Regions from separate parts of the Homo sapiens genome. Here region 1 is linked to region 2. Evidence: read pairs that join two places in POLR2A ChIA-PET (ENCODE). Cell type or tissue: OCI-LY7. All regions are shown on one strand. Region 1 overlaps DOCK9 (dedicator of cytokinesis 9). Region 2 overlaps SLC15A1 (solute carrier family 15 member 1).

Region 1 (4,000 bases), 250 kb after region 2:
AAAACCCTGTCTCTAATACAAAGACAAAAATTAGCCAGGCATGGTGGCACACGCCTGTAATCCCAGTTACTTGAGAGGCTGAGGCAGGAGAAATGCTTGAACCCAGGAGGCGGAGGTTGCCGTTGAGCCAAGATGGCACCACTGCACTCAAGCCTGCGTGACAGAGCAAGACTGTGTCTCAAAAAAAATAATAATAATAATAATTAACTAACCAAACAATAAATCAATACATAGAAAAATACTGCTTGTTAAGATCAAACACGTGGTTCTACGGATAGAAACATAACGTTACTTACCTGAAAGTCATCGTAAGGGAAGAGCAGCATCTCCCGTAAACAGTCGTTCAGGATCTGAGTCTTCTTCTGGACGATGACATTTTCATAGTCGAGTGGCTCAATTAGCTTTGGCTTTGCCTGGAGGGCGAAAAGATAAGCAAGACATTCTCATACACAAATGCCATTTCTTAAGATAAAGAACTTAGTATGTTCTACTCTATGTTTTGTATTTTCTACAATTAGAGTATGCTAGTTTTGGTATCACAAAGAAACAGAAATAAGAGTTGTTTCCAAAGGGACAAAAAATGCTGGGTGGTGTCCTGCTACACAGAGTGATGCTTGTTCAGTTATTTAAGCACAAAGGAAGCTCTGCATTCTGGTGGAGCTTCCAGTCATTTCTCGGGTCATCCCTGACTAGCTATGTCCCCTTCCAAGCTTTAGGGTGTGCCAGAGTTGCCCTGGTTAGGTGTCCAGCCATGGCCTGGCAGTTGAGGCCAGATGCCCAGAACGGCTCCAGCCACGATACCATCCCTCCTTGGCCCAGGGCCTAAATGTATCCACAGGACTCATTATTTCAGACAAGGGGCTCCAAGACGCCCTTCTCTGAGTCTCAAAATATCCCTGCCTATCCCCAGATATCTATACTTAATATGTAATACCTAAAGGTAGAAAGATAATGAGCTGAGCCCAAACCAGCCAAGAGGCTGGGTCACAGCCAGGGGGGCAGGTACTACTTAAACCAGGGCTCATGGGTGAATCCGAGGGGATGGGGACGTCCATCCCTAGCATGCACTGAGCAGGAAAAAGAGGTAACGAGTAAGTAGGGAAGAAGAGAATATGGCTTTTCTAGCTATTTCCAAAGTTAGCTCTCTTGGTTAAAATCCCTTTATCTATCGCCAGTCACTGCCACCTTGTTTATGGCTCGCTTTCCACATGCGAGGCATTGACTGGGCTAGGTTAGGGATAAAAATACATATTCAACTAACTATACTACAGTATGCCAAATGCTAAAATAGGCATATAGAAGATGTTATCAGAAGTAACTAAGTCCAGGGCAGGCGTGGTGGCTCACACCCGTAATCTCAGCACTTTGAGGGCCGAGATGGGTGGGTCACCTGAGGTTAGGAGTTAGAGACCAGCCTGGCCAACACGATGAAACCCTGTCACTACAAAAAGTATAAAAATTAGCCAGGCGTGGTGGCATACGCTTGTAATCCCAGCTACTCGGGAGGCCGAGGCACGAGAATTACTTGAACTGGGGAGGCGGAGGTTGCAGTGAGCTGAGATCACACCATTGCACTCCAGCCTGGGTGACAGAGCAAGACTCCATCTCAAAAAACAAAAATTAAAAAAAAAGTAAGTCCATTATATCAATAGTTACTAGAAGATTATTTTTGAAACTATAATCATCTGATATATACAATCTCAATAAATGCTTTATATATTAAAATGACAATTTTTATATAAGAAGTATATTAAGGATATTTCGTATGTGGCATCCAAATTGGCAATTGTGACTGAGGCTTGCTATTTGTTTCCAAAACCTGTCTCCTTTCCAATACAGGTGGACCACATTTCCCAGCCTCCTTGTGTTTTGGTGCACCCATGTGACTGTCTTCTAACCAATTTTATTCGAGTGGAAAAGATGTGGCCACTGCCTCATCTGGCCCACAAAAGCCTTCCACGTGGCCCCTCCTCCTTCCCTCTGCAGCCACGCACACAGGATCCAACGCAGAACTGGGTGGCCTGAGGAAAGGATGGAGCCTAAGATGGAAAGAGTCTGGGTCCTGAATCCCCTTGTAGAAGACCGCCTGCTTAAACAGGCACTGAAATGCCCCAGGAGCAAGAACTGAAACACCTACTGTGTTCAGCTGCTGAGATTCTGGAGTTGCCTGAAGTAGCAGTCAACTTGCTTTGCCTATTGCACATATACATGCTCATATTTAACTCCAATTACTTGATTTAACAACACTCTACAAAGATGTTTTGACATGCTAAGAAAAAAAGCAATGACCAAACAAGTACACAATTATTATAATTAAGTAAAATATGTGCTATGTGGACAGAGACTAAAAATATGCAAAATCAAAAAAATTAAAGCTATAAAGTGTTGGTAACAGTAAACTGTATTTACATTCAAAAAAGGAAAAAAAAAAAACTTTATACAAATTATTTTTAAATAAGAATTGCCCAGAAAATTTTTTTCAAAATATTTTAATTAAAAAAAAAAAGATTTACTCTTTTATTTGTTTGTCATACTGCATAGAGTAACCAGTCAATAAATGCTTGCTGGCAAAATGAATGGATGTCGTGATTAATAACATTTTCCCTAGGAACCGTAACCATATTCCTAATAAAACCCAAATATGCACACAGCTTTCTAAAATTCCATTACAAAGAGGTCAGATGGACCAATACTGCAGACTGGGGCAGACTCCATGTTCTCCCTGGCTTATGTGGTGGCTGCCCCATAACCACAGGCCAGGGAGACTCTTTCATGACAGCCCCAGCTGCCTGCACAGGCACAGGCACAGGCACAGGCTGGGCAGGGCTGAATCCTCAGCTGGGTGCAGCCCCCTTGGCTCCACTCTCCCCAGGTAAGGCCCATGATTCTTCAGACTGCCAGAAGGCAGAGGTGCATTGTGAGCCCTGGACAGGGGGTTGGAGGGACACTGCTGAGAATGGGCTGTTCCCAGGTGCCAATGTTATTAGGTTTGGGGATTTTTTGGGCTTTGTTCCTACAGCAGGGCAGCCAGGAGGCTTTCTGGGAGAGACAAAGGGCACACCCTCCAGGAAGCTGCACTGGCATCCCTGCGGGCAGCCATCTAAAAAGCCCTGCTGCCACCCCTTCAGCAGCTTCCCCCCAGTGGGTGGCTCCCTGCCCACCAGCTCCAGCCCACGGCACCTCAGCAAACTTGGCCACCAGCCACCATTGCTGGGCCACAACCACACTCTCCAGCTAGGCCTGAATCTCTGCCTTGGGTGGGGGTGAGAGGCTCTTCCCAGTTTGTTCCTTCCTTGGGGATCTCTGTTCCCGAACTTACTATTCTTGTATTCTTAGAGCAGGAGTCGACAACTCTTTCTGTAAAGGACTTTGCCAGCCTTACAGTTTCTGTCACAACTGGTAAACTCTGCCATTGCGGCACAAAAGCAGCCACAGACAATAAGTAAACACATGGGCATGGCAGTGTTACAATAAAACTTTATTTATAAAAACAGGCAGCAGCCAGATTTTGCCCAAGGGCACAGCCTGCTTTAGAGTTATCTTTACCCCCTAATAGAGTTAATCCCCTTTCACCAATTTAGTAATTCTTTATATTAATTTTCCATGTTCAATTATTGATGTGTTTCCTGTCTCTGGACATATAAGATACAGATATGTTTACAACTCTTAACATATTTAATGATTTTTTTGCATCTATCTGATTAAACTTGGGTTGCTTAAAATGTTTGATAATAAAAATATTCATGGGTCAGTTTCATGTATTTAGGGCACCAAATAATACTTTAATTAGATGAATTTCTGTTTCCCCCCAAGGTGTATCTTGGAGGTATCTAATGAAAGGATGCAATGTTGTGGCTACTGTCTTCCTTTTGTGTGACAAAGTGTAACTTTCAAGGTGTTTTTACTGTCACAATTACCACTCAACAACTGAGGCTGGAAACTGAGGATCTCAAGTTAAGCTAATTGCTACAAGTGTCCCACCAAGTACCCAGCAGGACTG
Region 2 (4,000 bases):
ATTTTGTCTTGATTGCTGTAACTTTATAGTAAGTTTGAAAACTAGTGGTAGTAAGACTCTTCCAACTTAATTCTTTTTCAAAATTATTTGAGCTATTCTAGTTCCTTTGCCTTTCCATATACATTTTAGAAGCAGCTTTTTTATAAAAGCAAATAAAAATAATGCTACGATTTTGATAGGAATGGCAATAAACCTACAGGTCAGCTTGGGGAAAAATGACATCTTTACTATATTAAATCTTCTGATCAATGAATACAGCTGTCTCTCCATTTAGTTAGCTTTTCACTGATTTCTTTCATAAGCAATTTTGTAGTTTTCACCACTCAAATCCTGCACATTTTGTTAGATTTATATCTAAGTATTTCATATTCTGTGGGGGGAGATAGTATACATGAAATAGTTGTAAAATTTCAGATTCCAACTCTTCATTGCTAGTACATTGAACAGTGATGGATTTTGTTTTTGTCCTGTGTCCTGTGACTTTTCTAAATTCACTTATTGATTCTGTGAGCTTCTTTTGGTACAGTCCTGGGGACTTTCTATATAAACAATTGTCATCTATAAAGTAGAAATTTATTTATTTATATATATATATTGATTTATTTTGAGACAAGGTCTCATTCTGTCACCCAGGCTGGAGTTCAGTGGCAGGATCATGGCTCACTGCAGCCTCAACCTCCCCAAGCTCAGGTGATCCTCCCACCTCAGCCCCCTGAGTGGCTGGGATTACAGGCACACACCACCATACTCAGCTAATTTTTTTTTTTTTTTTTTTTTGAGACAGAGTCTTGCTCTGTGGGCTAGGCTGGAGTGCAGCAGCACGATCTCAGCTCACTGCAACCCCCGTCTACCAGGTTCAAGCAATTCTCCTGCCTCAGCCTCCCGAGTAGCTGGGATTACAGGCATGTGCCACCACATCTGGCTATTTTTTTTAAAAATTTTTATTAGATACAGGGTTTCACCATGTTGTCCAGGCTGGTCTTGAACTCCTGGGCTCAAGAGATCCACCTGCCTCAGTCTCCCAAAGTGCTGGGATTACAGGTGTGAGCCACCACACCCGGCCAATTGGAAATATTTTTATTTCTTCCTTTCTAATCTAGATGCTTTTACTTCTTTTTCTTGTGTCTTTGCTCTTGCAACCAGAGGATGTTTAATAGAAGTGCGGAGAGTGGAAAAATCTTACCTTGTTCCTGATCTTAGTGGAGAGCTTTTAGACTTTCGCCATGAAGCATAATATCAGCTCAAGCTTTTGTAGATGTCCTTTTTCAGGGTAAGGAAGTTCCCTTCTATTCCCAGTTTGTTGAGAGTTTTTGTCATGAATGGATGCTGAATTTTATCAAATGCTTTTTTTAATCAATTGATAAGATGACGTACAATTTCCTCTTGAGTTTACTAAGATGATGGGTTATATGGATTGATTTTTTTGGGGAATATTCAGCCAGCCTTACATTGCTGGGACAAACCCTATAATCTCATTTTATATCCTTGTTACATTTGGACTTTACTATGGGTATGCATTACTTTCATAAGAATCTGATAAAACTTAAATTTTAAAGAAATATACATACCTGATTCCATTTTCCCCTTTTTCTGGCTTCTGGTTAAGACCATCCTTTACCTGAGAGAGAAAACAGTAATGTAAAAATATTTTCAAAATAATATTCATTAGAATGAGTTCAGATGAATATTTCAGTCTTTGAGAAGGTGGTATTGACACTTATCCTAGGACCTAAGGACATGGTTACATTAGAAGGGCTCTGGAGGCCGGGCACAGTAGCTCACACCTGTAATCCCAGCACTTTGGGAGGCTAAGGCAGGAGGATCACTTGAGCTTAGGAGTTTGAGACCAGCCTGTGAGACACAGTGAGACCTTGTCTCTCTTAGAAATTAGCCAGGTGTGGTGATGCACACTTGTAGTTGTAGCTGCTCAGGAAGCTGACGTGGGAGGGAGAATCATTTGTTGAAAATTATTCTTGGGTCTGGGAGGTCGAGGCTGCAGTGAGCTGTGACCATGCCACTGCACTCCAGATGGTGCAACAGGGGGAGATCCTGTCTCAAAAAAAAAAAAAAAAAAAAAAAAAAGAAAAGAAAAAGAGGGTTTCTGGGCCAGGCATGGTGGTTCATGCCTGAAATCCCAGAGCTTTGGAAGGATCTCTTGGGGCCAAGAGTTTGAGACCAGCCAGGCAGCATAGTGAGATCCTGTTGAAAGTGAAAGGAAGAAAGAGAAAGAATGAAAGAATGGATGGACGGACAGAAGGAAGGAAGGAAGGGAGGGAGGGAGGGAGGGAAGGAAGGAAAGGAAGGAGAAAAGAGAAGAAAAGAGAAGAGAGAAAAGGAAGGAAGGAAGAAGAAAGAAGAAGGGCTCCATTTCTTCAGCCTTGATTTTCTTTAAAGCTAACATGAGCCTCTACAATTTTTGATCATTGGTTGCCGGTGCTTCCACAGAACACTACTGTCCAAAACTTTAGAACAAGCCACTCAGCAGCTCCCTAATTAAGCAAATGACCAAGAGTCTTAATTCCATATTGCAGTTCCGTAGAAGCTCACTGAAATGCACTTTACAGAATGCCCACAACTCTACAACTCTTTCATTTAGCTCAACTATACCTTTGTAGCTGCTGCTGCTGCTTTTTTTTTTTTTTTTTTTTTTTTTTTTTTTTTTTGAGACAGGGTCTTGTTCTGTCACCCAGGCTGGAGCACATTGGCATGAACATGGCTCACTGCAGCCTCTACCTCCTGGGCTCAAGCAATCCTCGCACCCCAGCCACCCAAGTAGCTGGGACGACAGGCATGCACCACCACACTCAGCTAATTTTTAAAATTTTTGTAGAGACAGGGGTCTCACTGCGTTGTCCAGGCTAGGTTTCACAGCTTTTTATGTGCGAATGACATATTTAGATCTCTGTATTTTCTCATCAAATATTTTGTATGCATAGTATTTTATTGCTTTTACCTGGTAGGCTTATTATACTTTTTCAGAGACTGCTCTAATTTTCTGACTATTTAGTGCAAATTTTTAAATTCAGTGCAATTAATTATATATTTTAAATTATCTGAAAAAGTCCCTGAGAATTCACATATGTACTCTGTGTGACTTCTGTACACACACGCATGCACATCTGTGCACAGACCCCATACAATGTCCAGAAGTTGTCTTTTTAGAAATTTCAATTAATATTAACTTTTACTATCCACCAGTCATACTTTTATTGGAAGTCTGACAGGTGTTCTTGAAGTCTTGTGTTCCAGAAGAAGGAAGAAATTGAGGATGATCTAATATAACACTATATGGGAGTAAAACAAAGTCACACCATAAAAATTTTGGCCTCCAGTATCACAAATAGCAAAGAGTCAGCTGTAGGTCTTCACACACTTACCACCTGGTAGTGATTGGGGGCCCACACTAGAAGCGTGTGGCGTTGGCCCTGCTTGAAGTCGTCAGTTACAGCAGTGACTGGTGATCCAGGAGAAGAAATGTTTATCCTTGTCAGTTTGTTTACATCAAAAGTCATAAATGCATTTGTCTATAGAGGGAGGGAAAGAGGCATAGTTAATATCACAGAGTCTCGGCACTATGCAACTGAACGCTGGAAGAGCAGTTATCTGATATTCTGCATTTCCAGGTTCATGTTCATAGATACCAAAAAAATGCCTGTGGGGAGTTGGCCTTTATTTGCCTCAGCTTCCCACCCACCCTTACAGACACCGTCATGAGGTTTTTGGTACCACCACAGGAACCATACTTTTCACCAAGCATCTTACTTTTATTTTGCTTTTATCAAAAATAAATACTATGAGAATAATTTCTACTGTTAGGCAAAGAACAGCACCAGAGCAAAAGCAACAGCCCTGGTAAAAATCAATACTGGGCTGCTCCAAGCATTAGGAATCGGGCTTTTTGTTTTTACCTTCAAGATTATTAGTTTCACAAGGTCTAAGGTTGTGGTGCTCAACCATGGCTAAACAGGAACGAGACTGGCTAAATCTCAACATCTCTGGG

What was found. ChIA-PET counts read pairs that join two places held together with the same protein. Peaks named below come from ENCODE experiments on the same cell type or tissue, not always from the same donor. Only the 100,000 strongest peaks of a DNase experiment are listed, where the experiment ranks them.
Region 1: POLR2A ChIA-PET joins it to region 2 with 6 read pairs; 2 of 35 experiments call an interaction of 5 or more read pairs at or near these places.

What each region holds. Positions count from the first base shown.
Region 1 is chr13:98,955,139-98,959,138 of GRCh38, forward strand. DOCK9 (dedicator of cytokinesis 9) reads right to left here. Exons shown (of 53, transcript NM_001366683.2): 2 at 297-413. Among named protein-coding and RNA genes, the nearest start is that of DOCK9, 21 kb to the right of the region's middle. In OCI-LY7, no CTCF peak of the experiment used is centred here; no DNase peak of the experiment used is centred here.
Region 2 is chr13:98,700,912-98,704,911 of GRCh38, forward strand. SLC15A1 (solute carrier family 15 member 1) reads right to left here. Exons shown (of 23, transcript NM_005073.4): 17 at 3,378-3,524; 18 at 1,569-1,618. Among named protein-coding and RNA genes, the nearest start is that of SLC15A1, 50 kb to the right of the region's middle. In OCI-LY7, no CTCF peak of the experiment used is centred here; a DNase peak (open chromatin) is centred at 1,950; H3K27ac peaks cover 1,159 bases.